7 separate regions of the Homo sapiens genome follow, and all the other regions are linked to region 3. Evidence: read pairs that join two places in POLR2A ChIA-PET (ENCODE). Cell type or tissue: Caco-2. All regions are shown on one strand. Region 1 holds the start of VARS1 (valyl-tRNA synthetase 1). Region 2 overlaps SNHG32 (small nucleolar RNA host gene 32). Region 3 holds the start of MSH5 (mutS homolog 5). Region 4 has its middle 5.6 kb from the start of HSPA1B. Region 5 holds the start of HSPA1B (heat shock protein family A (Hsp70) member 1B). Region 6 holds the start of NEU1 (neuraminidase 1). Region 7 holds the start of HSPA1L (heat shock protein family A (Hsp70) member 1 like).

What was found. ChIA-PET counts read pairs that join two places held together with the same protein. Peaks named below come from ENCODE experiments on the same cell type or tissue, not always from the same donor. Only the 100,000 strongest peaks of a DNase experiment are listed, where the experiment ranks them.
Region 1: POLR2A ChIA-PET joins it to region 3 with 14 read pairs; 31 of 35 experiments call an interaction of 5 or more read pairs at or near these places.
Region 2: POLR2A ChIA-PET joins it to region 3 with 10 read pairs; 29 of 35 experiments call an interaction of 5 or more read pairs at or near these places.
Region 4: POLR2A ChIA-PET joins it to region 3 with 10 read pairs; 31 of 35 experiments call an interaction of 5 or more read pairs at or near these places.
Region 5: POLR2A ChIA-PET joins it to region 3 with 35 read pairs; 31 of 35 experiments call an interaction of 5 or more read pairs at or near these places.
Region 6: POLR2A ChIA-PET joins it to region 3 with 14 read pairs; 20 of 35 experiments call an interaction of 5 or more read pairs at or near these places.
Region 7: POLR2A ChIA-PET joins it to region 3 with 23 read pairs; 32 of 35 experiments call an interaction of 5 or more read pairs at or near these places.

Annotation. Positions count from the first base shown.
Region 1 is chr6:31,793,933-31,797,932 of GRCh38, reverse strand. VARS1 (valyl-tRNA synthetase 1) reads left to right here and starts at 2,181. Exons shown (of 30, transcript NM_006295.3): 1 at 2,181-2,387; 2 at 2,683-3,102. The coding sequence starts at 2,716. It overlaps LSM2 (LSM2 homolog, U6 small nuclear RNA and mRNA degradation associated), which reads left to right. Exons shown (of 5, transcript NM_021177.5): 5 at 51-537. The coding sequence ends at 176. RefSeq lists an enhancer at 1,729-2,583. In Caco-2, a CTCF peak has its summit at 1,949; DNase peaks (open chromatin) are centred at 1,872 and 2,222; H3K4me3 peaks cover 1,993 bases.
Region 2 is chr6:31,839,529-31,843,528 of GRCh38, reverse strand. It overlaps SNHG32 (small nucleolar RNA host gene 32), which reads right to left. Exons shown (of 4, transcript NR_160953.1): 4 at 3,768-3,986. Among named protein-coding and RNA genes, the nearest start is that of SNORD52, 4.5 kb to the right of the region's middle. In Caco-2, no CTCF peak of the experiment used is centred here; a DNase peak (open chromatin) is centred at 1,898.
Region 3 is chr6:31,737,452-31,741,451 of GRCh38, reverse strand. MSH5 (mutS homolog 5) reads right to left here and starts at 1,447. Exons shown (of 25, transcript NM_172166.4): 1 at 1,390-1,447; 2 at 839-998; 3 at 166-289. The coding sequence starts at 985. MSH5-SAPCD1 (MSH5-SAPCD1 readthrough (NMD candidate)) reads right to left here and starts at 1,504. Exons shown (of 29, transcript NR_037846.1): 1 at 1,390-1,504; 2 at 839-998; 3 at 166-289. RefSeq lists a silencer at 745-963 and enhancers at 743-1,374, 1,375-2,005, 3,847-4,000. In Caco-2, no CTCF peak of the experiment used is centred here; DNase peaks (open chromatin) are centred at 1,611, 2,651, 3,011, 3,791 and 1 weaker place; H3K4me3 peaks cover 2,654 bases.
Region 4 is chr6:31,820,097-31,824,096 of GRCh38, reverse strand. No RefSeq gene overlaps it. Among named protein-coding and RNA genes, the nearest start is that of HSPA1B, 5.6 kb to the left of the region's middle. RefSeq lists an enhancer at 1,127-2,326. In Caco-2, no CTCF peak of the experiment used is centred here; DNase peaks (open chromatin) are centred at 1,916, 2,296 and 2,677; H3K4me3 peaks cover 2,031 bases.
Region 5 is chr6:31,825,912-31,829,911 of GRCh38, reverse strand. HSPA1B (heat shock protein family A (Hsp70) member 1B) reads right to left here and starts at 2,174. Exons shown (of 1, transcript NM_005346.6): 1 at 1-2,174. The coding sequence starts at 1,961. The coding sequence ends at 36. RefSeq lists enhancers at 1,153-1,781, 1,782-2,411, 2,435-3,246. In Caco-2, no CTCF peak of the experiment used is centred here; DNase peaks (open chromatin) are centred at 2,411 and 2,911; H3K4me3 peaks cover 1,798 bases.
Region 6 is chr6:31,860,775-31,864,774 of GRCh38, reverse strand. It overlaps NEU1 (neuraminidase 1), which reads left to right and starts at 1,954. Exons shown (of 6, transcript NM_000434.4): 1 at 1,954-2,157; 2 at 2,584-2,776; 3 at 3,325-3,587. The coding sequence starts at 1,999. It overlaps SLC44A4 (solute carrier family 44 member 4), which reads left to right. Exons shown (of 21, transcript NM_025257.3): 20 at 39-123; 21 at 1,027-1,583. The coding sequence ends at 1,148. RefSeq lists enhancers at 1-523, 524-1,147, 1,148-1,773. In Caco-2, a CTCF peak has its summit at 713 (motif pointing right); DNase peaks (open chromatin) are centred at 1,064 and 1,804; H3K4me3 peaks cover 2,774 bases.
Region 7 is chr6:31,812,987-31,816,986 of GRCh38, reverse strand. HSPA1L (heat shock protein family A (Hsp70) member 1 like) reads left to right here and starts at 1,704. Exons shown (of 2, transcript NM_005527.4): 1 at 1,704-2,098. HSPA1A (heat shock protein family A (Hsp70) member 1A) reads right to left here and starts at 1,444. Exons shown (of 1, transcript NM_005345.6): 1 at 1-1,444. The coding sequence starts at 1,230. RefSeq lists enhancers at 1-235, 236-805, 1,512-2,341. In Caco-2, no CTCF peak of the experiment used is centred here; DNase peaks (open chromatin) are centred at 1,576, 2,256 and 2,616; H3K4me3 peaks cover 1,897 bases.

The sequences.
Region 1 (4,000 bases), 56 kb before region 3:
GTTAGAGGACATTTTTAAGGGTGTTTTCATATTTGTCCATCTTTGTCTAGTTATCAGTGAAGAACTGCTTCATTCGGGGCTCAGTGGTCCGATACGTGCAGCTGCCAGCAGATGAGGTCGACACACAGTTGCTACAGGATGCGGCAAGGAAGGAAGCCCTGCAGCAGAAACAGTGATGGCTCCTCCTCCTCTTCCCCTCCCTCTTTCATTGGTGACCCATAACCCCAAGTCCCAGCCCAGAACCCCTAACCCCCAATACTTGAAGGGGTTTTGTTTTTTTACTAATGATGGTTTTGTGGGTTTTTTTTAAGGGATGAGTGGATGAGAGGAGTAATAGGGAACAGCTATCCTCTCTTGAGAAGGGGAGGATAAGTAGGCTGGGAAACTTCAAAGCCTTCCCAGTCCCCAGCACCTGCCTTTCTCACTACTTCTCTGGAGATGGTAGGAGAGTTTCCTAGGTCTTTCCAGGGCAGCATGTGATTCATTTGGGGATGGAAGGAATCTGTCCCGCATCGGGAATAAAATTTATGATGCAAATTTGTGTTTTGGTTCTGTTACTATGTGTTGGGCAGGGGGCTGGGACATGGAAAAGGATGTCGAATTCATCCAAGCCCCTGTTACTCTGCGTTAACCCAGCCAAGAATCCAACTCAGCTTCCCACTACTCTCCTTGGTATAAAGCATATAATACAGTTGCTCTACACCATGTTTCCCCAACATGTCCCTACCTGTATGTTCTCCCTGTGGCCTTTTGCTTATACCATACCTGCAACTGGAGTGCTTGCTGTCCTTCCATTAATGTGATAGTGTCATAAGATACATTTCATGCTACCAGACTTCACCAATCCAACCAAATCAGTTCATGTTTTCTGAATATGTATAGAAGATAAATACAAGTGATGTAATTTATATTTTAGAGAAAAGTTGTGACTGGGAATTACTAAACTTCATTCACTCATTCAGCAAATATGAGTTCATGATACAGATGAGACTTCTCAGCCTTAAGGGACCCTTAGAGACCATCTAGTGTGACCCTCCTTTTTGTTTTTGAGACGGGAGTCTCACTCTGTTGCCCAGGGTGGAGTGCACTGGCTTGGTCTGGCTCACTGCAACCTCCGCCTCCCGGTTCAAGCGATTCTCCTGCCACAGCTCCTGAGTAGCTGGGATTACAGATGCCCACCACCATGCCCGGCTAATTTTTTTTTTTTTTTTTTTTTTTTGAGATGGAGTCTCACTTTGTCACCCAGGCTGGACTGCAGTGGTGTGATCTTAGCTCTGCAATCTCCGCCTCCCAGGTTCAAGTGATCTTCTTGCCTCAGCTTCCCAAGTAGCTGGGCTTACAGGTGTGTGCCACCACGCCTGGCTAATTTTTGTATTTTTACAAATACTGCAGCTCTGTCGCCAGGCTGGAGTGCAGTGGCACGATCTCAGTTCACTGCAACCTCAACCTCCAGGGTTCAAGCAATTCCCTGCCTCAGGCTCCGGGGTAGCTGGGATTACAGGCGCCTGCCACCACACCTGGCTAATTTTTGTATTTTTAGTAGAGACGGGGTTTCACCATCTTGGCCTGGCTGGTCTTGAACTCCTGACCTGGTGATCCACCCGCCCTGGCCTCCCAGAGTGCTGGGATTACAGGCGTGAGACGGGCTTTCACCACCTTGGCCAGGCTAGTCTTGAACTTCTGACCTCAGGTGATCCGCCCACCTCGGCCTCCCAAAGTGCTGGGATTATAGGCGTGAGCCACTGCGCCCGGCCGTCACCCTTTTTTCATACATGAGGAGATGAGGCTCAAAGAGGAAGCTGGACGCCAGGGCCTCGGCAAATGGACCTCCCCTTCGGTCCTCATCAGGCGGCTCCCTGCTGGGCACCTCCCCGCTACCGGGTGGGGAACGCCCTCCACCGGCAGGGCCGGCCGACCCTCTTGGGCCAGTTCCCTAGCTGCCCGCTGGGCGCCGCCCTCGCCACCCGGCCGAGGACCCGCACAAGGTGCCCGTGGCGGCGCCTGACGGGAGCGTCGTGCTCAGGGGTGTCCTCTCGTCCTGCGTCCGCGCCCAGCGCCCCGCGCCCCGCGCTGTTCCTCGTGAGACCGGCGGGCGGCGAGCCGCGCGGCCCCCGGGGCAGTGTCGGACACGGCGGGCGCGCACTCGCAGGCGGGGCACGGCCGCCCCCGCCAGGACCCGCAGGCCCGGAAACGCTCCCTGTCACAAAGGGGGGAACACGTGGGCGCCGGCTGCCGGGGCGGCGATCTTAGGGAACTAGGGTCACCTGGAGAGCCGCCCACCGTCTCTGCCCGCTCGACTCCTCCGCCCGGGCCGCTCGGCCGGTCCAGCCGCGGCCGGCGCCTGGCTGTGAGGTGGATTCCCGGCCCAGTCTGACCATCTCCCTCCAGTACGTACACGCGGCTCGAACCCGCATCCAACCAGACGCCGACCCGCTCCTGAGAGCCTTCCACACTCCCCGAAGCCCCGCGATGGTGGATAGTTCCTCTTCCCCAGGAACTCCCCACTGACACTGCCCCTCTGAGAGCCAGGTCCTCGGCTCCTGACAGCCTGCCTGGTCAGACCCTCAGTCCTATGGGACTCGGGTGTCTGCGGCGAAGGAGCTCCCGTGAGGGTCCCCTCTCTACTCAAACATAGGACCCACCTCGATCCCGCAGTCTTCCCCTGTCTCTCTTTCTCCTTAGGTTTTTCCACTTCGTTCGGACCTTCTCATAACTATGTCCACCCTCTACGTCTCCCCTCACCCAGATGCCTTCCCCAGCCTCCGAGCCCTCATAGCCGCTCGCTATGGGGAGGCTGGGGAGGGTCCCGGATGGGGAGGAGCCCACCCCCGCATCTGTCTCCAGCCACCCCCGACTAGCAGGACTCCCTTTCCCCCACCCCGCCTGCCGGCCCTGGAGCAGGGGCCCGGTGGGCTCTGGGTGTGGGGGGCCACGGCTGTGGCCCAGCTGCTGTGGCCAGCAGGCCTGGGGGGCCCAGGGGGCAGCCGGGCGGCTGTCCTTGTCCAACAGTGGGTCAGTTACGCCGACACGGAGTTAATACCAGCTGCCTGTGGAGCAACGCTGCCGGCCCTGGGACTCCGAAGCTCGGCCCAGGACCCCCAGGTGAGGGGGTTGTACAGAAGAGGGGGAGGGGAGAAATTCAGAGGAGGGAAGCGAGGACTGGAATGGACAATGAGACAAGAAGGTAGTACATCAGATGTGGGAAAAGAGTGATCAAATCCCAGATTGCCAACTGGTATGGTAACCCTGGGCACGTTTCATAGACCCGCTGTGTCTTGGTCTTCCTATGTCTATGAACACGCAGGCAAGTTGATGTAATGCTTGCCTCACTGAGTTAATAGGATTAAAAGATGTGCGCAGAGCACATAGTTTAGTGCCAGGCACTTTTAAAGTCTCTTAGTAAAAGTTTGATGAGTCTGAAATTGATGAGGATAGAAGTTATTTGAATTGTAGGAAAAGACTGGGTGAGGGAGAGATGACAATTGCTGGGAGGAGATAAAAGAGAAATGAAATGAGGAAGGTAAGTGAGAGGAGAGATAACCCTGCCAGATTGTAACTATCAGTCCTTCCAAAGGAGACCTGTGCCTTGGTGTACTTTCAACTCTGCCTCCTTGCATGGTATTGAGCACATGATGGAAAATTAGTATTTCTTGAATGGATGAATGAATGTGGCAGACCCTGACTTGCTCCCTCATATTGTGATCACCCTATCTACAATAGAGTCCTTGCATTCAGAATGTCTGTCCAAACAAACAAATAAAATAGAGTCCCTCTCTTCTGGAATTCCCTGTTTGTTCCCCTCTTTTATTTCTTTTCTTTTCTTTTTTTTTTTTTTTTTTGAGACAGAATCTCCTTCTGTTGCCCAGGCTGGAGTGCCACGGTGCGATGGTGCGATCTCAGCTCACTGCTCAAGCGATTCTCCTGCCTCAGCCTTCTGAGTAGCTGGGATTACAGGCGCCCACCACCTTGTCCGGCTAATTTTTTGTATTTTTAGTAGAGA
Region 2 (4,000 bases), 100 kb before region 3:
TGCCACTGTACTCGAGCCTGGGCAACAGTGACACCCTGTCTCAAAAAAAAGAGAGGGTAGGCCCGGTGCAGTGGCTCACACCTGTAATCCCAACACTTTGGGAGGTGGGTGAATCACCTGGAGTCAGGAGTTTGAGACCAGCCTGGCCAACATGGTGAAACCCTATCTCTACTACTGAAGAAAAAAAAAAAAAAGAGGGTGGGTAGGAACTCTGTTATCTATTTACAAACAAGGAAATTGTTATGGGAATCACTGAGGAACTTAGCCAAAGTTAACCTAGCAGTAAGTGTTCAGTCTGGCTCCTGAATCTTTTTGAAACAGTCTCACTCTGTCACCCAGGCTGGAGTGCAGTGGTGCCATCTTGGTTCACTGCAACCTCCACCTCTCAGGTTCAAGCGATTCTCATGCCTCAGCCTCCCAAGTAGCTGGGCTTACAGGCGCATGCCACCATGCTCGGTTAACTGTATGTATGTATGTATGTATTTTGAGATGTAGTTTCATTCTTGTTGCCCAGGCTAGAGCATAATGGCATGATCTCAGCTCACTGCAACCTCCGCCTGCCAGGTTCAAGTGATTCTCCTGCGTCAGCCTCCCGAGTCGCTGGGATTACAGGCGTGTGCCACCACACCTGGCTAATTTATTTTTGTATTTTTAGTAGAGACAGGGTTTTGCCATGTTGGCCAGGCTGGTCTCGAACTCCTGACCTTAGGTGATCCACCTGCCTCGGCCTCCCAAAGTGCTGGGATTACAGGCGTGAGCCACCATGCCTGGCCCTAATTGAGATGGAGTCTCACTCTGTCGCGCAGGCTGGAGTGCAGTGGCGGGATCTTGACTCACTGCAAGCTCCACCTCCCGGGTTCACGCCATTCTCCTGCCTCAGCCTCCCGAGGAGCTGGGACTACAGGCGCCCGCCACCACGCCCGGCTGATTTTTGTATTTTTAGTAGAGACGGGGTTTCACCGTGTTAGACAGGATGGTCTTGATCTCCTGACCTCGTGATCTGCCCGCCTCGGCCTCCTAAAGTGCTGGGATTACAGGCGTGAGCCTGGCCCTTTTTTATATTTTTTTTAGTAGAGATGGGGTTTCACCATGTTGGCCAGGCTGGTCCCTAACCCCTGACCTCAGGTGATCTGTCCGCCTCAGCTGCGATTACGGGCATGAGCCACCATGCCAGGCCCTGAAGTTTTTTATGTCCACAAATGTGTATGGAAGGGTGGACTCCAAATGAACTACAGGAAAATACATGAACAACAACAAAAGTTGCAGGCCAGGTGTGGTGGCTCTGGCCTAGAATCACAGCACTTTCACTTTCAGAGGCTGAGGCTGGCGGATCACCTAAGTTCGGGAGACCAGCCCGACCAACATGGAGAAACCCCATCTCTAATAAAAATACAAAATTAGCCGGGCGTGGTGGCATATAATCCCAGCTACTTGGCAGGATAAGGCAGGAGAATCGCTTGAACCCAGGAGGCAGAGGTTGTGGTGAGCCAAGATAGTGCCACTGCACTCCAGCCTGGGGAACAAGAGCAAAACTATGTCTCAAAAAACAAAAAAGGCTGGGCGCGATGGCTCACGCCTGTAATCCCTGCACTTTGGGAGGCCAAGGCGGGCGGATCACGAGGTCAGGAGATCCAAGACCATCCTGGCTAACACAATGAAACCCGTCTCTACTAAAAATACAAAAAAATTAGCCGGGCACCTGTAGTCCCAGCTACTCCGGAGGCTGAGGCAGGAGAATGGCTTGAACCTGGGAGGCAGAGCTTGCAGTGAGCCGAGATCGCGCCACTACATGCTGCCTGGGCGACAGAGCGAGACTCCATCTCAAAGATAAATGAAATAAGTAAATGTCAGGCGTGGTGGCTCACGCCTGTAATCCCAGCATTTCAGGAGGCCGAGGCGGGCGGACGGTGAGGCTAGGAGTTGGAGACCACCCTGGCCAATGTGGTGAAACCCCGTCTCTAGTAAAAATACAAAAATTAGCTGGGCATAGTGGTGCGCGCCTGTGGTCCCAGCTACTCGGGAGGCTGAGGGAGGAGAAATCGCTTGAACCTGGGAGGTGGAGGTTGCAGTGAGCTATCGCGCCACTGCACTCCAGCCTGGCGACAGAGCAAGACTCTGTCCCCCCCGCCCCCCAGAAAAGCAGAAAGTTGCAGTAGAACACATGAAGATTTATTCTTTTTGAAAAATGAAAAATGGGCCAGCATGGTGGCTGTTTGTAATGCCAGCACTTTGGGAGTCCAAGGTGGGCAAATCACAAGGTCGGGAGTTCGAGACCAGCCTGGCCAACATGGTGAAACCCCCATCTCTACTAGAAATACAAAAAATTAGCGGGGCATGGTGGCGGGCACCTGTAGTCCCAGTGATTTGGGAGGCCCAGGCAGAATAATGGGGTGAACCTGGGAGGCAGAGATTGCAGTATGAGTCGAGATCACGCCACTGCACTCTAGCCTGGGCGACAGTGCAAGACTCCATCCCCCCAAAAAAGAAAAATGTTGTCTCGTGTCTGGTGAATCATTCCATTTTTACAAAGTTCAAAAGATACGCAAAATTAAAATGATATTGTTTAGCAATGCACTCAGTAAAACTATTAAGAAAAGCCAGAGGATGATATACCCAGTTAATTCTCCAAGTAGGAAGAAGAAAAAGAGAAATTGAATCAGACAGGTTTGTTTCAAAGTTATTGGTAATGTTCTGGCCAGGCACATCATTTGAGGTCAGGAGTTCGAAACCACCCTGGCCAATATGGTGAAACCCCTATCTCTTCAAAAAATACAAAAATAAGGTGTGCAGCTGTAGCCCCAGCTACTGGGAACGCTGAGGCACGAAAATCACTTGAACCCGGGGAGAGGCTGCAGTGAACCCAAACTGCGCCACTATATTCCAGCCCAGGTGACAAGGTGCAACTGTCTCAAAAAAAAAAAGATGGCTAATTGGGTAGCCGTGGACACTTTACAATCATTAAAAAAAACTCAAATTCGGCCAGGCACAGTGGCTCACACCTGTAATCCCAACACTTTGGGAGGCTGAGGCAGGCGGATGGCTTGAGGTGGGTGGATCACCTGAGGTCAGGAGTTCGAGACCAGCCTGGCCAACATGGTGAAACCTTGTCTCTACTAAAAGTACAAAAAATAGCTAGGGGAGGTGCCAGGCGCCTGTAATCCCAGCTACTCAGGAGGCTGTGAGGCAGGAGAATCACTTGAACTCAAGATGCAGAGGTTGCAGTGAGGCGAGATTTTGCCATTGCACTCCAGCATGGGCAACAAGGGCGAAACTCCACCTCCTCCCCTGCCAGAAAAACCATCTCAAATGATTGTCAAAAGTCTAGTGTATTATACATAATACTATGTCACCCAACCAAGAATCTCTAATATTAGGCTTAAGAGTTAAGCCTAACTCAGCATTAACTAGCTCACGGGGCTTCATCTTTCTTTTTTTTTAAGACGGAGCCTGTCGCCAGGCTGGAAGTGCAGTGGCACGATCTCGGCTCACTGCAACCTTGGACTCCCTGGTTCAAAGCCATTCTCCTGCCTCAGCCTCCCGAGTAGTTGGGATTACAGGTATGTATCACCACACCCAGCTAATTTTTGTCCTTTTTTTGTTTTAGTAGAGACAGGGTTTCACCATGTTGGCCAGGATAATCTCAATCTCCTGACCTTGTGATCCACCCACCTCGGCCTCCCAAAGTGCTGGGATTATAGGCATGAGCAACTTGCGCCCAGCCCCCTTAATCTTTTTGTACCATTGTTCTGAGACCAAACCACGTCTTCTTTACTTTAAAATGCTTTATTGGAATTATTTTGATAAAAGCAAATACTTGTATATAAGACAAATATAGGAAATAGAAGCTATCTACTTGAAGTGCCCCCTAATTTTCAGGCATTTTTCCCCCAATAAGGTGACAGCTGCTCACACAGGATAATACAGGAAAGTTGTAAGTTCTTAGGATATGCCCAGCACCAGGCGGAAGATATTGTGTCAGCAAATTCCTGAAAAATAATAA
Region 3 (4,000 bases):
AGCCAAGATTGCGCCACTGCACTTGAGCCTGGGTAACAGAGCAAGACTCTGTCTAGAAAAAAAAAATATGTGTGTGTGTGTGTGTGTGTGTGTGTGTGTGTGTGTGTGTGTGTGTAACACATCTGCAATCCCAGAGAGCAGAGGAATTCATGGTTCCATCCCCACCTCTCTGGAGAAGCTTGAGGCTCTCGTGGTCTGGGGCATCTGGCATGAAGTGGATAGTGGAGTCACTAGTATCATAGTAGGCAATGCCCAAGTATCCTGAATTCCACAGCACACACAGATGGATCTGTCCAGCAAGGAAGAAAGGAAATCACTATTAGAATCACTCATAAGTGTAGGGTTTACCATGTCTTATATAATTTAATCATTTTCTCAAATCTCTGAGATAGGCATCATCACCCCCATTTAGTGAATGTGAAACAGCCACTCAGGAGGTAAGAGACTTGCCCAGCTCTTCCCAACCCTGTTTTTTTTTTCTTTCTTTCTTTGAGACGGAGTCTTGCTCTGTCGCCCAGGCTGAAGTGCAGTGGAGCAATCTCAGCTCATTGCAACCTCCGCCTCCCGAGTTACAGTGATTCTCCTGCCTCAGCCTTCCCAGTAGCTGGGATAACAGGCACGTGCCACCACGCTCGGCTAATTTTTATATTTTTAGTAGAGACGGGGTTTCGCCATGTTGCCCAGGCTGGTCTCCAACTCCTGAGCTCAGGTGATCCGCCCGCCTCAGTCTCCCAAAGTGCTAAGATTACAGGTGTGAGCCACCGCGCCCGGCTCCCAACCCTCTTTTATTCTAACTTCCCATCAACTCTCCATTCAAGTTTCTACTCCCCTCAGAGACCTCGGCCAGCTCCTCCTCCTCCTCGACTTCCTCCTCCTCGGCCTCCCTGGGGCCCGGCACTGGGGCCGGGCTGGGGAAGCCGGAGGAGGCCGCCCCAGGTCTCGGTCCCTGCGGTGTCCTCCTTGGGTTCGCTCCTAAGGAGGCCATGAGCTTGGAGGCTCTGCGGATGCAAAAAGTGAGGGCGGTTCGGAAGCAACGATTCACAGAGGAGGCCGGGGTAGGGTGGCGCGCAGAATGCAAAGCACTAAGTACTTCTGCTACAGGGCTGCGGGGCAGGGCTGAGGGGCGTGGAGAGCTGTGGACACAGGAGGTGAATTCTCGGGTATTTAACTAAAGTACAGATTGTGGGAAACTCCACGCGCCCCACCCTCATTCCTGTCACGCGGAGGTTACCCTTTGGAAGGAAGGGGTCTGAGGGCCCTGTGGGGCGAGTCGTGCACGTCTTATGTCTCTGCCTCTGCCAACCACGCGCCAGGACCCCAGCCTCACGCGCTTATCTTCCTCCTCCCCCAGCTGCCGCCATCGCAGCGTTTTCCCGCCTTTTCAGTAACCTGAGTCGCTACAGGTGGGAGAACGCCCCGCTGACCGACCGCCACGAGCCTGCAAAAGGAGCGCGCCGGCGCGTGAGCGAGGTGCGCGCGCACGCGCCCCGCCCTCCTAACCGCTGTTGATTGGAGAGGCCCGGATCCAGCCTAGAGATCCGACAGGGCGAGGAGGAGAAGCGGACTGCCGTAGCTGAAGAGTCTGGACGCTGATTGGCCTATTTGCCTTCGGGGCGGGTCCAGAACGTTCAAACTTCCCGCCCTCTGCCGTTGCTTAGCAGCCGGGCCTCTAGCACTCACTGTTTCTGGGATTTGATTGGCGCAGTGGGAAGCCCGCGAGAAGGTCGGACCAGGGTCCGTAGTCCCAGTCCCTGGAAGGGGTTTGGGACCGTTGCGGGGGTTTTGAGGGGGAGGCCAAACTTAAAGAGCCAGAGGCGCTTATTTTTTTTCCTGCAACAACTCTTAAGTTAATATTTGTACCCTCTGAGTTAATATTTATACAGAGCTTAGAACAGTGCCTGGCAAACAAAGTAAGACCTAAATGAGCGGTGTTTCAAATAAATAAGCGGAAACAAGCAGGACTTCTGTCTCAGCCCTACCGTGCCTGTTTCCTGGGTACAGGGTATGACCACCCCCATAATGGCACGACAGGGCCTAATTTATTATTTAAACCCTTCAAGCAGAGGTGGAAGCATTCGAATTACATCAAATTCTGGCAGAGAGAAGTAGTTCTGATCAGAACACTCACACCCCTACTGGGACATGCCCATACCCCTTCGCACTTCTACACACCCCTGAAGACAGAGAGGTATCTATCATTCATGCATTCGGCAACTATTTAGTGCCTATTTTGGGCCAGGGGTTGGACTCAAAGCGGTGAACATAATGAAGTCACTGCTCCATAAAGCTTATTTGTGCGTCTGTGTGTGTGTGTGTGTGTGTGTGTGTGTGTGTGTGTGTTGCGGGGGTGGGGTTATGAGGGAGAAAGAAAAAAAATATATATATATATATATATAATCCCTTTAAATGCACCATCCTCCCCAGCTTTGTTCCTAGTACCCTGAGATGGGGAGATTCCTCCCCAGCCCCCCAACCCAAGAAGTTAGGAAAGATGGTGGGGGTGAGATGACCTAGCTGTGCTAACCAGTAATTGGAAAATCCCCTCCAGCAAGAAAGGTGGGGGAACAGAGTTAAGGGCTGGGTTAATGGTTACCCCTGGCAAATCTGTTGAGCAATGGAGCTATAGAAACTTGGAGGAGGTTGGTGACAGCTCTGGGGAGTGTCAGGGAGGGACCCACCTTCCAATCTGGGGTGTGAAGAGATTAGGGACTAGTTTACCAAGCCCAGGAAGGGGAGGGAGTGGAAAGAGAAGCCCAGAGAGGGAAAGAGGAGCTACTGAGATAGGAGAAATGCAGGGACAGGGAGGTGAGATGGAGGGAAACCTCTGTTGCAGGATTTGGGGGTACAGCCCTGGCTCTGCTGGATGGTTCCAGGAGAGGGCAGCGTTGCCTGTCACCTGGTAAATTAAGGCACGATACCCTGTGGGTAGTCATGCCAGCCAGCCAAAGTCAATATTGATATCAAGGCAGCTGTAGCTATAAAGCTGTAGGAGAGAAAAGAGAGGCCGGGAGAGGCTGCCAAACCTGTTTGATCTTCAAGCTGGCCCCATTTACCTAAGGCTTCTCTTGGACACAGACCAGTTGGAACAGGAGAGGACCCTGAGAAGTAGAGTTGTTTTGATCCCCTCCCCTCAATGGGAAGGGGTCCTGTGTGCAGATTTTGAGGGTCACCATGAGGGAATTCACACCCACACAGAGGCATGGAATCATACCCTTACAGGATGTTACAGTTCAAGGGAACGAACACCAAAGATAGCCTTTCTGTCGGGAGGAGAGAAAAAGGCCCTCCCACAAGCAGGAGAAAACCCACAGAAGAGGAAGCACAAGAGGAAACCACCAACTGCTGGTTTCCAGCAGCACATCACGTCACTCCACCCCACTCCTCCCCCAAGTCTCTCCCTTTCTTTAAGTTTCAAGCTCTGTTTTAGTTCTGTGTTCTTGCACTCCACCATGGTTTTCTGGAACTGTAGGTCTTTTGTTGGACAGAGGGTGATGAGGAGGATAGAGAAGGGATGGTTGGACAGGAGAGAAATTCAGGATATGGAGGCTGGAATTCTGGGTTTATTTTTTCAGCAGGTCATAAAGGTTTAATAGAAATCAAGGTTACTGGAGAGAGAGCTGCTCCTCCTATGTCCTCCCTGCTTATTTATTTAGGTGTCCCCAAGGACTCTACTCCCACTATTCTGTCTGATCTTTCTTTATCCCCATGACAGGACCAGCTAACAACACCCCTACCCCACCCCCTATACACATACTTCAGGATCGGGCCATGATAATCCCACCCCTCTGCCCCATCTCCAAGGCAACCTGTCAGTGAGACGAGGACAAAGGGCACAGGAAGGGGCCCCAATAGGAAACATAAGTGGAAGCACAAAGCTGACCAAGCTACAGGAACAGACCCCTCCCTGCAACAAAGCCCCTTGCCTCGGCTTTATGTTTCCTTCGCAAAAGACTTCGTCATCTCCCTTCCCATCCCTAACTCTACTTTCTTTTTCTTTTCT
Region 4 (4,000 bases), 83 kb before region 3:
CAAAGTGAAAGCCAGGTTAGATGCTTTCAAAGGGACAAGAGAACTGAAGAGGGAGTGCCAAGAACATAATTGCTACAGCAGTGTGGGGTAAGACAGCCTTCTTCAGGCTGACGCTGCAGGGTCTTTTCCTTCCTTCTCCCTCTCCTTTTTATAGTTCCTCAAACAGTAGTTTTCTTAATTTTGTTCATTTTAAAAGATGGTATAGGCCGGGCGCGATGGCTCATGCATGTAATCCCAGCACTTTGGGAGGCCGAGATGGGTGGATCACCTGAGATCAGGAGTTCAAGACCAGCCCGGCAAACATGGCAAAACCCCTTCTCTCCTAAAAACACAAAAATTAGCCGGACGTGGTGGTGCACATCTGTAATCCCAGCTACTCAGGAGCTGAGGCAGGAGAATCACTTGAACCTGGGAGGTGGAGGTTGCAGTGAGCTGAGATCGCACCACTACACTCCAGTCTGGGTGACAGAGCAAGACTCTGTCTCAAAAAAATAATAAATTAAAAAAAAAAGCTGTTATAATTTTAAGTTTATCCAAATGAACTTAAATGAAAGCAAAAGAGTTAATTGATATGAAATCTAGAGGCAGGCATTCTTAACTGAATGAATGACAAATGCTTCAATGACAAAGAGAACCCTGGCCATTTCTAGCAGCATGGAAAGAAAAAATCTGGGAAGGGAAAATCCTGGATTTGCATCTGCGCTCTACTTCTTTGGTGAGGCTGTTTTTCTTTTCAACAAGGAAGTACTTGTACATTGACTAAATAACACAAGTTTCGACGTGTTCATCTCTAAAACATAATTAACAATAACTGAACTGCGTGTGGTGACTCAGGTCGGTAATCCCAGTGCTTTAGGAAGCCAAGGCAGGCACTTGAACTCAGAAGTCCAAGATCAGCCTGGGCAACATAGTGGGACACCATCTCTACTAAAAACTTTACAAGTTAGCTGGGCGTGGTGGCAGGTGCCTGTAGTCCCAGCTACTTGGGAGGCTGAGGCAGGAGGATCGCTTGAGCACAAGAGGTCAAGGCTGCAGTGAGCTATGATCACGCCACTGCATTCCAGCCTGGGAGACAGAGATCCTGTCTCGAATAAAAAAATTTTTTTTCCCTACATGATCAAAGAGAATATGATCTTCTCCCTCCTTTTATTGGGGATCCCATACTCTCGGATATGACTCGTAGTCATTCTTATTTAGGTGTTTAAAAGTTGGGGACCATTATTAGGACTACAGCTGCTTTCAGCTTAATGTAAAAACTGTCCTAAGATCTGCGGGCACAGGCCATTCAGTCAAACCTTTTCATTTTCAAAGACAGCACCAAGGATCAAAGAAGTTCAGTGGCTTGATCTGGTTACCCAGATGACAGGTTACAGAACCGGTGATTGGACCCACGGGTTCTGACACTCATTTTGTACTCCTTCCCACATTGGCTCATCAACCTAACTGGGTTTTGTTTGCTTTTAATTTTGTGGTTAGACCTAATTGTTTTATTCTCTAAAGAGGAAAACAAATGAATACAGTGTTGGCCTCTGCGAGCATTAAGGGCACCACGGGTATGTGATCAGCCAGGGACTCCCGTCCTGGCTGCTGCTCTGCTCTTCGGACTCAAGACCATGGCCCCTACAAGCTCTTGCCTTCCCCACCTTCCAGCTCTCCCAGCCCTGCCTCTCCTTTCCGATAGAACAGATTGCTCAAGCAGAAAGAGGGGAAAGGAGGGGGGAGCCCCGTTACTAGGGCAAGGTTGGCATATAGTTCACAGAATCTTCCGGACGTTAAATATAGAGTCCTGACTAACCTTGATGTTTTAGGGCCGGCTGGCGAGAGGAGGGAGAGACTCGGGTGGCGCAGTTTGTTGGGGAGTGTCCCTAAGAATGACACAGCAGTTCTCGCCTTGAAGGTCAGAAAACTCTAGAAACTTCGGGCAGAGCCAGCGACGGGGGAAAAAGCCTCAGCCAAAGGGGAGGAAAGGTGGGGAGTGCGGGGGGGGGGCGGGGGGAGAAAAGGCGGGGCCGCTGGGGCCTGAGGGCGGGGCTGGCTTCGGGGCTGCCTATCCGACTCCTGCGTTTTCTGATGTTTTTTTTTTTCCAAAAAGGGATTAAAGGAGGAAAGAAAGGACCTTTCGAGTTTCTCTCATACTAGGTGATTTACAAGACGAAAATATTGGAGAATTTTGTAACTTTCATACAACTAAATCAGATGCATTGGGTGGCCAGAGGCGAGAAGAGAAGGTCCCCACCGCCCACGGCCAGCGCGCACCCGTCTGCGCGGGGACGCGCGACTGATGGGAGAGTAGGGGATGGAGTCGGTTGGCTTTTGCCTACAGCCAGCTCAGCGCCCCGTTCTAGTCCCTCGCCCCGTGAGGCATCAGGAGAGTAAGAAAATTAGACCCTCAGGAGTGATTCTCGGTTGCTGGGCTCCTCCGTAGTCCCAGCCTGTGAACCTGCTCCAGCCCTCCTCTGGTGCCCTCCCTTCTAATTTTTTTTTTTTTCACTTTTTTTTGAGGCAGGGTCTCGCTTTGTCGCCCAGACTGGAGTGCAGTGGCGCAATCACGGCTCACTGCAGCCTCAAGCGATCCTCCCGCCCCAGCCTCCCGGGTAGCTGGGACTCCAGGCCCGCGCCACCACGCCCTGCTCCTCTCTCCTCCAATTCTTGATCGGGCTGGACGTGGGCCAGCGGGGTGGGGCGGGTTTAACTCCGTGTCTGGAATGCTCCGCTGCCCTACCCCTCAAACATCCCTTTAAATGGTGGTGCTAGGAAAGGACGAGGGCCCGGTGGGTTTACTCCCTCTGGCTGAACTACACCTGATAGATACCTCAGGGGCGTTTCCCAAGGGGATGGATTTAGATCAGTTAGCAGGAGGAATGGTGGCTGTCACAATTTTTTATATTCACGTAAGGATCGCTCCCTCAGAAATCGCCAATATTGGCTCCCCCAAGAAATAACCTCATTTCCTTTTTTAGCCTAAAGCCGTATTATTTCTGCCCACTTCTCTCACATCTATAAAATACTGTAGTTAATTTTTTGTTTTGGTACCTTTTTTGTCTTTTTGAGGATGACAAGAACTCTTGAAGACCAGGAATAACAGTAAGTGTATATGTTATAAAATAAAATCCTGGGTTCAAAGCCATATAAAATCAAATTTATTATCATAGCCTGCTGCCTTCTGAGGCCTGGTATAGGAAGGTAGGAGGTGATTGGAATTGAGAAGATATTTATATTTGTTTTTCCACACCTGCAGTTATTTTTCCTGTTGCACTTTCCTCCCTCAAAGTTCCTCTGCTCCTCAAAACATCACTCCGTTTATGGGTGGCACTGCATTCTCTTTGCTAATTCCACAGCTCCCTCAACGTCTTTTCTTGAGGTTACAAAGTGAATATTTCAAGGTACAGTACTCTGTGCTAGGGTATGCAGGCAAACAATTTTTTTTTTTTTTTTTTTTTTGGAGACGGAGTCTTGCTCTGTCGCCCAGGCTGCAGTGCAGTGGCACGATCTCGGCTCACTGCAACCTCCACCTCCCGGGTTCAAGTGAGTCTCCTGCCTCAGCCTCCTGAGTAGCTGGGATTACAGGCGCCCACCACCACGCCTAGCTAATTTTTGTATTTTTAGTAGAGGTGGGGTTTCACCATCTTGGCCAGGCTTGTCTTGAACTCCTGACCTAGTGAGCCACCCGCCTCGGCCTCCCAGAGTGCTGGGATTACAGGCATGAGCCACCACGCCCGGCCGACAAGTAATAATTTTTACATATTTCTTGTTAAAACACCTACTAATAAGCTTGATAGGGCCATAGGAACTCTCTTATTGCCTCCATTCAATGTTATGTCTGATGACTTCTCTACTGTGTCAACAAAGGCATTTGGTAGGTCCTTCCCCATCTCCACCCTTTTCCAATTACCTTTTTCCCCACTCCATGCCACAGTAGTGGTAGTTGCTCCTGGTTTAGAGTCACTACAGGGTCTGCAGATCAGAGTCACAAATGCTACTGCAGCTCTGAAGGGGAGAG
Region 5 (4,000 bases), 88 kb before region 3:
ACCTCAAAGACAAACATACTAAAGAACAAAGGCCCCTAATCCACCTCCTCAATGGTAGGGCCTGACCCAGACCCTCCCTTGGGACCCTGAGCCCCGAAGCCGCCAGGCCCGGGACCACCGGCACCCTGGTACAGTCCGCTGATGATGGGGTTACACACCTGCTCCAGCTCCTTCCTCTTGTGCTCAAACTCGTCCTTCTCGGCCAAGGTGTTGGCGTCCAGCCACGAGATGACCTCTTGACACTTGTCCAGAACCTTCTTCTTGTCCGCCTCGCTGATCTTGCCCTTGAGCCCCTCATCCTCCACGGCGCTCTTCATGTTGAAGGCGTAGGACTCCAGGGCGTTCTTGGCTGACACCCTCTCGCGCTGCACCTCGTCCTCCGCTTTGTACTTCTCCGCCTCCTGCACCATGCGCTCGATCTCCTCCTTGCTCAGGCGGCCCTTGTCGTTGGTGATGGTGATCTTGTTGGCCTTGCCGGTGCTCTTGTCCGTGGCCGTGACGTTCAGGATGCCGTTGGCATCGATGTCGAAGGTCACCTCGATCTGGGGCACGCCCCTGGGGGCCGGAGGGATGCCGCTCAGCTCGAAGCGCCCCAACAGATTGTTGTCTTTCGTCATGGCCCTCTCGCCCTCGTACACCTGGATCAGCACCCCGGGTTGGTTGTCGGAGTAGGTGGTGAAGATCTGCGTCTGCTTGGTGGGGATGGTGGAGTTGCGCTTGATCAGGGCAGTCATCACGCCTCCGGCCGTCTCCAGCCCCAGCGACAGGGGAGCCACGTCCAGCAGCAGCAGGTCCTGCACGTTCTCGGACTTGTCCCCCATCAGGATGGCCGCCTGCACCGCCGCCCCGTAGGCCACAGCCTCGTCGGGGTTGATGCTCTTGTTCAGGTCGCGCCCGTTGAAGAAGTCCTGCAGCAGCTTCTGCACCTTGGGGATGCGGGTGGAGCCCCCGACCAGGACCAGGTCGTGAATCTGGGCCTTGTCCAGCTTGGCGTCGCGCAGAGCCTTCTCCACGGGCTCCAGGGTGCTTCGGAACAGGTCGGAGCACAGCTCCTCGAACCTCGCCCTGGTGATGGACGTGTAGAAGTCGATGCCCTCAAACAGGGAGTCGATCTCCAGGCTGGCCTGGGTGCTGGACGACAGGGTCCTCTTGGCCCTCTCGCAGGCGGTGCGCAGCCGCCTCACGGCTCGCTTGTTCTGGCTGATGTCCTTCTTGTGTTTTCTCTTGAACTCCTCCACGAAGTGGTTCACCAGCCTGTTGTCAAAGTCCTCCCCACCCAGGTGGGTGTCCCCGGCCGTGGCCTTCACCTCGAAGATGCCGTCGTCGATCGTCAGGATGGACACGTCGAAGGTGCCCCCGCCCAGGTCAAAGATGAGCACGTTGCGCTCCCCCTTGCCCGTTCTGTCCAGGCCGTAGGCGATGGCGGCGGCCGTGGGCTCGTTGATGATCCGCAGCACGTTGAGCCCCGCGATCACACCCGCATCCTTGGTGGCCTGGCGCTGCGAGTCGTTGAAGTAGGCCGGCACGGTGATCACCGCGTTGGTCACCGGGTAGCCCAGGTACGCCTCGGCGATCTCCTTCATCTTGGTCAGCACCATGGACGAGATCTCCTCGGGGTAGAATGCCTTGGTCTCCCCCTTGTAGCTCACCTGCACCTTGGGCTTGTCTCCGTCGTTGATCACCTGGAAAGGCCAGTGCTTCATGTCCGACTGCACCACCGGGTCGCCGAACTTGCGGCCAATCAGCCGCTTCGCGTCAAACACGGTGTTCTGCGGGTTCAGCGCCACCTGGTTCTTGGCCGCATCCCCGATGAGCCGCTCGGTGTCCGTGAAGGCCACGTAGCTGGGGGTGGTGCGGTTGCCCTGGTCGTTGGCGATGATCTCCACCTTGCCGTGTTGGAACACCCCCACGCAGGAGTAGGTGGTGCCCAGGTCGATGCCGATCGCCGCGGCTTTGGCCATGCCGGTGCCCTGCTCTGTGGGCTCCGCTCTGAGACTGGGGGCTGGAAACGGCGGACGGGATCCGCGACAAGAGCTCAGTCCTTCGGAACGCCGGAAACTCAACACGCCGGTGCCTGCAGCCGCACAGGTTCGCTCTGGAAAGCCTTGGGACCGCGGGAGTCACTCTCGAAAGACGAAGCGGACCCTCGCAGCAGCTCCTCAGGCTGGCCGTTTTCCGGACCGCGCGCCCCTCGGCTTTTATAAGTCGTCGTGGAGACCCGCCTTTCCCCTTCTGAGCCAATCACCAAGCTCGATGAGGCTGCCAGGTCGGGAATATTCCAGGGGTTTCGCCTCCCGTCCTGCCCCCCAGCCTTCCTTGGACCAATCAGAGGGCAGGGTGCCGCCCTCTGCTCAGAACTCTCCAGAGTCTTCTGGGATTCACTGGAGGGGACAGGGGCCCTGAGAGAAAGGGGGAGTGGTGGTGGGAAGGGTGTTGGTCTCCATGGCGATGCTGGCCGCCTGCCCTTCAGTAGGTAATTGACAGGAAGGGCCCGCTCTGGGCGGTGCGAGATTGGTCGGATGACTTTGGAGACAACCAGAACCCGAAAGTTACCTTGTTTCTCGAAGGAGGCGGTGCATCGATGTGCCTGGGAAACTCTGATTGGACTGTGTCTGTGAAGGACGGAGCAGCCTTGGGTCCTTTCTCCGAGGCACCTAATGGCCTAGTCTGCCTGAGAAACGGACCGGCTCTCCCGGATGTTTTTTCCGTCTTAATGGGAAGGAGAAGGAAAGAGATAATGCAATATAGTTTTTGACATAATCTTTAACCTACAAGGATAGAACAACTGGGAATAGGAGCCTTTAAATTTTCACAAGGAAAGCAGTTGTGTAAACAGGCAGTTCTTAGCAAGACAGGGGCACCCATCCAAGGAGGAAGGGAGGCGCTGGTCGGGTAATGGGAGCAGTGGGTCCGCCGCACCCCTGTCCCCGCCCTCAGCCGCTCCCCTCAGCTGCAACCAGGAGTTAGAAAAAAATTTTCCTTAGTATGTAGGCCGTCCTTAAGGCATTTGGGATTCCTCCATTTCCCTCCCCATTCCTAGCTTGGGGTCTGGGACACCTCCTTCCTACTTTCTCAATTCCTGGTTCACTCCTGGACGGTGTGTAGAAGTAGGACCTCACAGTCCCGAGTAAGATTTTCTGTCTGTCCCTGAAACCCCTAGGCTGTTACCGTTTTTAGGTCAAATTTAACAAGATGGTGACCCTGGGAGGGAGGTGCGGGGGGTGTTTAGCTCTCTTTAACATCACATACTACAGCTGTTTGGCAGGTGGCCCTCTTTAAGCAAACTGTGTGGAGTGATGCTGGAAAGCAGGAGGGGTTGGGACCCAGGTTCTAGTTACTAGCTCCTCTTAACACCTCAGGTTATGTGTCTTAAGTTTGTTGTTTTCGTTTTGAGACAGTCTCGCTCTGTCGCCCAAGCTGGAGTGCAGTGGCGTGATCTCGGCTCACTGCAACCTCCGCCTCCCGGGTTTAAGCAATTCTCCTACCTCAGCCTCCTGAGTAGCTAGGATTACAGGCGTGCGCCACCACGCCTGGCTAATTTTTGTATTTTTAGTAGAGACAGGGTTTCCCCATGTTGGTCAGGCTGGTCTCGAACTCCTGACCTCGTGATCCGCCCATGTTGGTCAGGCTGGTCTCGAACTCCTGACCTCGTGATCCGCCCACCTCGGGCTCCCAAAGTGCTGGGATTACAGGCGTGAGCCACCATTCCCGGCCTGTTGTTTTTGTTTGTTTGTTTTGAGACTGAGTCTCACTCTGTCGCCCAGGCTGGAGTGCAGTGGTGAGATCTCTGCTCATTGCAACCTCTGCCCCTGGGGTTCAAACAATTCTGCTGCCTCAGCCTCCCCAATAGCTGGAATTACAGGATGTGCCACCACGCCGGGCTAATTTTTGTATTTTTAATAGAGACAGGGTTTCGCCATGTTGGCCAGGCTGAATGTGTCTAAGTTTTTATCCTAGATTCCAACTTCCTGCGGATTCTCCTTCCTCCTGTTTTAAATAC
Region 6 (4,000 bases), 120 kb before region 3:
AGAGGAACCCAATAACCCCAACGGGTCATGTCTTCCAGACCTCCATCCTGGGGGCCTATGTCATCGCCAGCGGCTTCTTCAGCGTTTTCGGCATGTGTGTGGACACGCTCTTCCTCTGCTTCCGTGAGTGACACCCCCAGCCACCTGTCCCCAACCTTAAAGTACTGAGCCGTTCAAGCATTTTTTTTTTTTTTTGGAGATTTGGTGCTTCTAGAAACAATGCCTTTGTGAGCTAAACGAACCAGAGGGAGCTTCTTGTGACATCCTGAGGCCAGGCGTTTAGGGAAGAAGGAAGAGAGTGAGCCCCCAGGCCGGTAGGCTCTCCAAAGAAGGAGCATTCTGATGGAGAGGTCTCTGCTATCTTCCCTAAGAAATCTCGGGTAGAAGTTAGCCATTAGAGGCCAGGCATGGTGGCTCACGCCTGTCATGCCAGCACTTTGGGGGACCGAGGTGGGCAGATCACCCTGAGGTCAGGAGTTCGAGACCAGCCTGGCCCACATGGTGAAACCCCTCTCTACTAAAAATACAAAAAATTAGCTGGGCGCGGTGGCGGGCGCCTGTAATCCCAGCCACTTGGGAGGCTGAAGCAGGAGAATCGCTTGAACTCAGGAGGCGGAGGTTGCAGCGAGCCGAGATTGCGCTACTGCACTTCAGCTTGGGCGACAGCAAGACTCCGTCTCAAAACAAAGAAAAAAGATTAAAAAAAAAAAAGAGCCATTAGAGAGACTTCCCAGCAGGTGGCTGTAGCGGCAGGGGATTTTCTTACTCTACAGCATGCATCCATTCAGGGTTTGCCAGTCTCCTCCTAAGCGACTGACATGCATTTTTTCCGCTAATTCTTATCATCGCTCTATGCAACATAATATTCCCGACCCCACTTCACAGGAGGAAACTGAGATTACATAACCTGCCCGGGGGTAAGGGTGGTGGTGCAGCTTGGATTCCAAATCCCGCAGGCAGCTTGCCTCCCAGTCCCCGATTTCCTGGCCCCAGGGTCCGCTCTAACCGGTCTCTGTTGCGGCTCAGTGGAAGACCTGGAGCGGAACAACGGCTCCCTGGACCGGCCCTACTACATGTCCAAGAGCCTTCTAAAGATTCTGGGCAAGAAGAACGAGGCGCCCCCGGACAACAAGAAGAGGAAGAAGTGACAGCTCCGGCCCTGATCCAGGACTGCACCCCACCCCCACCGTCCAGCCATCCAACCTCACTTCGCCTTACAGGTCTCCATTTTGTGGTAAAAAAAGGTTTTAGGCCAGGCGCCGTGGCTCACGCCTGTAATCCAACACTTTGAGAGGCTGAGGCGGGCGGATCACCTGAGTCAGGAGTTCGAGACCAGCCTGGCCAACATGGTGAAACCTCCGTCTCTATTAAAAATACAAAAATTAGCCGAGAGTGGTGGCATGCACCTGTCATCCCAGCTACTCGGGAGGCTGAGGCAGGAGAATCGCTTGAACCCGGGAGGCAGAGGTTGCAGTGAGCCGAGATCGCGCCACTGCACTCCAACCTGGGTGACAGACTCTGTCTCCAAAACAAAACAAACAAACAAAAAGATTTTATTAAAGATATTTTGTTAACTCAGTAAATCTGTGACTCATTCTCTCCACGACGACAGGCGGCCTTTTTTTTTCCGCGCCCGGCTCTTTAAAATCGGCCCCGCCCCTGTGACGTGTCCTGGTGCCGCGGCCAATCAAAAAGCCCAATAAGGATGGTGCCAGTCCCTTCTTCACCCCAGCCAGTCCGCTTCCCGTTCGGGTCACGCGCTCCGGGCCTCCAAGAGGGCCTCCAAGAGGGCCAATCGGAAGGGCAAGCTTCGAGATGCTGCGTGATCACGTGGGAGGAGATGAGCTACTTGAAGACCAATTAGAGTCCGGGAAGCGCGGCGGGGCCTCCAGACCGGGGCGGGCTTAAGGGTGACATCTGCGCTTTAAAGGGTCCGGGTCAGCTGACTCCCGACTCTGTGGAGTCTAGCTGCCAGGGTCGCGGCAGCTGCGGGGAGAGATGACTGGGGAGCGACCCAGCACGGCGCTCCCGGACAGACGCTGGGGGCCGCGGATTCTGGGCTTCTGGGGAGGCTGTAGGGTTTGGGTGTTTGCCGCGATCTTCCTGCTGCTGTCTCTGGCAGCCTCCTGGTCCAAGGCTGAGAACGACTTCGGTCTGGTGAGTCACCCTTTGCATAGCCCCATCCCCGACCCGCGCAGGTGATCGACACCTAGTGTCCCCCGGAACGCGGGCGGCTGAGCCGACTTTCCGCGACAGGACCCTTTTCTTTCTCCCAGACCCCGTTTCCTCCTACCGCTCCCAGCCCCTCTCCCTCTCCGGGTCCCCGTCCTTCTCCTCATTCGAGCCCCTTCCTCTTTTGGGGTCCCCTTCCCTCCCTGAAGGCGCCTTCTCCTTTCGTAGACCCTCCCCTGCTCCGAGCCTCCAGCTTCGCTCCAAACTCCCCTTCGTGTTCCTCTTTCTTGTTCTGGGACCCCATCCCCTACTCGGGATCCCCATTAGATCCTCCCTCTCCCATCGGAACGTGGGTTCCTAAAACCCCCAAGACAAGTTTGTCTTTGTTGACCCTTCCTCCTCCCATGACAGGTGCAGCCGCTGGTGACCATGGAGCAACTGCTGTGGGTGAGCGGGAGACAGATCGGCTCAGTGGACACCTTCCGCATCCCGCTCATCACAGCCACTCCGCGGGGCACTCTTCTCGCCTTTGCTGAGGCGAGGAAAATGTCCTCATCCGATGAGGGGGCCAAGTTCATCGCCCTGCGGAGGTCCATGGACCAGGGTATAAAGATGTCTGGGTGAAAGAGCCGGTGCTAGGTTGGATGGGTGGGCAGCCCAATGAGCCCAAGGGCCCTGAGGATAGGGGAACTTAGAGGGTTGGTTGCCTGAGTCCCTGAGGGGTAGAGGGAACCCGAGAAGGGCAAGTGTCTAGGACAGTGATCTGGAAATTGGGATCACCAAGGAGTTGGACATTCACTTAGCAAACATTTATTGGGTACTATATACCTATACCAGGCACTATTTTAGGTTTCATGAATATAGCCACGAACAAAACAGATCAAAAATCTCTGCCCTCAGGATTTAAATTGTACTGGAAGGAGACAGACAAGCATAATAAACAAGTAAACTTTTTTGTCTGTTGCAAGGTGATAAATGCAATGGAGAAAAATAAAACAGGACAAGAGGTATAGATAGTGCAAGTGTTGGATTGCACCCTGGGACCATCGGAAGGCCTGAGGTCCCTAGCAGAAGGTGGGAAATTAACGGGAAGTGGTAGAAAGGGTACCTGCAGAGTGCTCACTCTGGGTTTCTTCCTCCAATTTTTTTCAGGCAGCACATGGTCTCCTACAGCGTTCATTGTCAATGATGGGGATGTCCCCGATGGGCTGAACCTTGGGGCAGTAGTGAGCGATGTTGAGACAGGAGTAGTATTTCTTTTCTACTCCCTTTGTGCTCACAAGGCCGGCTGCCAGGTGGCCTCTACCATGTTGGTATGGAGCAAGGATGATGGTGTTTCCTGGAGCACACCCCGGAATCTCTCCCTGGATATTGGCACTGAAGTGTTTGCCCCTGGACCGGGCTCTGGTATTCAGGTCTCTGTCCTAGGAGATAGGTGGAGGGGGCTGCCTTGTGGAGAGTCTGAGGGATACCCCCAAATGGACTCCTTTCCAAGGGGAAGATTCTCTGAAGTCAGATTTTCTGGCTTGGGTGGGATTCCTTGAAAGACAGGGCATCCTGGTAGGAACACATTATCAGGAGAAGAGGGAACTCTGCCATTGGCTTCCCATTTGGCATTGTCAACAGGACTGCGTTAGTCCATGCAATACCCTCATGCAAAGTAGAAAAAGGCACTGCCTCTTTGGACAGACACAAGCCTGTGCCAGGGTGCACAGCTTGGCGAGTGAGCACAGGTTGGGTTTAAGCTCTCATGCACCCTGTGGCTGGGCCCCTGGTGCACATGTCCAGCTGTACACCCTGGGAGAGCTTCTTAATTCAAACAGGGTGT
Region 7 (4,000 bases), 76 kb before region 3:
CATCACGCCTCCGGCCGTCTCCAGCCCCAGCGACAGGGGAGCCACGTCCAGCAGCAGCAGGTCCTGCACGTTCTCGGACTTGTCCCCCATCAGGATGGCCGCCTGCACCGCCGCCCCGTAGGCCACAGCCTCGTCGGGGTTGATGCTCTTGTTCAGGTCGCGCCCGTTGAAGAAGTCCTGCAGCAGCTTCTGCACCTTGGGGATGCGGGTGGAGCCCCCGACCAGGACCAGGTCGTGAATCTGGGCCTTGTCCAGCTTGGCGTCGCGCAGAGCCTTCTCCACGGGCTCCAGGGTGCTTCGGAACAGGTCGGAGCACAGCTCCTCGAACCTCGCCCTGGTGATGGACGTGTAGAAGTCGATGCCCTCAAACAGGGAGTCGATCTCCAGGCTGGCCTGGGTGCTGGACGACAGGGTCCTCTTGGCCCTCTCGCAGGCGGTGCGCAGCCGCCTCACGGCTCGCTTGTTCTGGCTGATGTCCTTCTTGTGTTTTCTCTTGAACTCCTCCACGAAGTGGTTCACCAGCCTGTTGTCAAAGTCCTCCCCACCCAGGTGGGTGTCCCCGGCCGTGGCCTTCACCTCGAAGATGCCGTCGTCGATCGTCAGGATGGACACGTCGAAGGTGCCCCCGCCCAGGTCAAAGATGAGCACGTTGCGCTCCCCCTTGCCCGTTCTGTCCAGGCCGTAGGCGATGGCGGCGGCCGTGGGCTCGTTGATGATCCGCAGCACGTTGAGCCCCGCGATCACACCCGCATCCTTGGTGGCCTGGCGCTGCGAGTCGTTGAAGTAGGCCGGCACGGTGATCACCGCGTTGGTCACCGGGTAGCCCAGGTACGCCTCGGCGATCTCCTTCATCTTGGTCAGCACCATGGACGAGATCTCCTCGGGGTAGAATGCCTTGGTCTCCCCCTTGTAGCTCACCTGCACCTTGGGCTTGTCTCCGTCGTTGATCACCTGGAAAGGCCAGTGCTTCATGTCCGACTGCACCACCGGGTCGCCGAACTTGCGGCCAATCAGCCGCTTCGCGTCAAACACGGTGTTCTGCGGGTTCAGCGCCACCTGGTTCTTGGCCGCATCCCCGATGAGCCGCTCGGTGTCCGTGAAGGCCACGTAGCTGGGGGTGGTGCGGTTGCCCTGGTCGTTGGCGATGATCTCCACCTTGCCGTGTTGGAACACCCCCACGCAGGAGTAGGTGGTGCCCAGGTCGATGCCGATCGCCGCGGCTTTGGCCATGCCGGTTCCCTGCTCTCTGTCGGCTCCGCTCTGAGATTGGGGGCTGGAAACGGAACACTGGATCCGCGAGAAGAGCTCGGTCCTTCCGGACGCCGGAAACTCGACGCGCCGGTGCCTGCAGCCGCACAGGTTCGCTCTGGGAAGCCTTGGGACAACGGGAGTCACTCTCGAAAAAGGTAGTGGACTGTCGCAGCAGCTCCTCAGGCTAGCCGTTATCCGGACCGCTTGCCCCTGGGCTTTTATAAGTCGTCACGGAGACCCGCCTTTTCCCTTCTGAGCCAATCACCGAGCTCGATGAGGCTGCCAGGTCGGGAATATTCCAGGGTTTTCGCCTCCCGTCCTGCCCCCCAGCCTTCCTTGGACCAATCAGAGGCCAGAGTGCCGCCCCCTGCTCAGAACTCTCCAGAGTCTTCTGGGATTCACTGGAGGGGACAGGGACCCTGAGAGGAAGGGGGAGTGGCGGTGGGAAGGGTGTTGGTCTCCATGGCGATGCTGACCGCCTGCGCTTCAGCGCCTAATTGACAGGAAGGGTCGGCGCTGGGCTTTTAATTGTGGGGGCTTGCTGGGCCTGCGCAGTTGTGGGCAGGGGGCTGGTGCGGGGAGCGGGTTACGCGCGTCCAGGGGAGGGTGGGGGCGTTTGTGTTGACACCGCCCGGCCACGTTACAATGGAGATACTGTCTCTGACCTCATGGGCCAGTTTGGAAAAAGATTACTGAGTTGGAGCCGTCTCAAATTTGCAGGGAGGGACGGGGTGGGGGGTGGGGGGACCCCGGTTGTGCAGTTTGATATTGAGGGAGCCCCCACCTACTCGCTGGGGCTGCGTAATCTGGACGTTTCCAAACTGAAGCGAAGGCGTCGGGAGACTAGGTGAGCCAGTAGGGATCTGATTGATTGTGAACCTGAAAGGCTCAGTAGGTCCTTGTTTGGGAAAGTACTGGAAAGTTCCCTAGTTGGTTTAAGCCTGAGGTATGTGGGCGTTGGCTGATCCGGGTAGGAGGAGCACTTGGGGAAAGCTAAGATGGCTTCAGATTGATTGGTCGGAGCAGCCAGAATGGGGGAGGCGGGGGAAGGGAGTGCGGCCTGTCGGGGAAATGGGGAGGCGGGGAAGGCGGGGTAAGGGGGAGGCGGGGTAACTGGGAAGCGGGGGAAAGGGAGTGCGGCCTAGGAATCTGCGGTGTGGAGAGGGATAGACACTAAACCCTTTATTTTATTTTTATTTATTTATTTTTAATTTTTTTTTTTTTTTTGAGACGGAGTCTCGCTCTGTCGCCCAGGGTGGAGTGCAGTGGCACGATCTTGGCTCACTGCAAGCTCTGCCTCCCGAGTTCAGGCCATTCTCCTGCCTCAGCCTTCCGAGTAGCAGGGACTGCAGGCGCCCGCCACCGCGCCCGGCTAATTGCTCCACCTCCCGGGTTCAAGCTATTCTCCTGCCTCAGCCATCCGAGTAGCTGGAACTACTGGCGCCCGCCACCACGCCCAGCTAATTTTTTCTATTTTTTAGTAGAGACGAGGTTTCACCGTGTTAGCCAGGATGGTAGCCAGGATGGTCTCGTTCTCCTGACCCCGTGATCCGCCCGCCTCGGCCTCTCAAAGTGCTGGGATTACAGGCGTGAGCCACCGCCCCCCGCCCTTAAACCCTTTATTGATCAGTTATTGGCTCCAGAAAACAGGAGTTTTATTTAGGAGAAGGATACAGATACTGTCTGGAGTGCCATGTCGTTTGAGAAAACTGGAAGGCTTGTGGTTTTCTAGCAGTCATCTTCAGCCTGACTGGAATTTACTGCCGGTGAACCCCTAATAGAGAATATTATCCCAGGAAGGCAGCAGAACTCAAGTGTGGAGGCTGATGTCTCTTGAAGAGACCAGAATGTACACTACTCTTGGGTCATAAAGAGACAGAATCCCACAGTAAAATATATAGGAACAGGACAGTAGAATTAGGTCACTTGGGAAATTGAAAACAATATACAGCTACTTGCTTCCCAACTTCTTTGAGTAGCTGAGAATACTTTTGTCTACCCTGTCCAAAAAGCAGTCTGCCATGACAGTAGCGTCTCCATGTATTTGTATAGGCTTGCTCATAGCAACATTATTCTGTAAATTCTGTAATCTGTATCCATCGAGAGATAGATAAGCAAAATGTATATAGGCCGGGTGCGGTGGTGGCTCATGCCTGCCATCCCAGAACTTAGGGAGACCGAGGCGGGCGGATCACTTAAGGTTAGGAGTTTGAGACCATCCTGGTCAACATGGTGAAACTCTGTTTTTACTAAAAATACAAAAATTATCTGGGCGTGGCAGTGCACGCCTGTAGTCCCAGCTCCTCGGGAGGCTGAGGCTGGAGAATTAGCTTGAACCCAGGAGGTGGAGGTTGCAGTGAGCCAAGATCATGCCACTGCACTCCAGCCTGGGTAACAGAGTGAGACTCTGTCTCAAAACAAAATCAAAAACAGTGGTATATAAATATGAATATTACTCAGCCTTAGGAAGGAAATTGTGACATGTTACAACATGGATGAAACCTGTGCACATAAGCTAAGTGACATAAGCAAAGTCACAAAAGGATAAATACTGTATAATTCCACTTATATGAAGTTACAAGAGTAGTCAAATTCATAGAGATAGAAAAAAGAGGTCGGGCGCCTTGGCTCAAGCCTATAATCCTAACACTTGGTGACTTGGAGGTGGGAGGAGGTTTCCTTGAGCTCAGGAGTGAGAAACTAGCTTGGGCAACAGGGAGACCTGGTCTCTACAAAAAAATAAAAAATT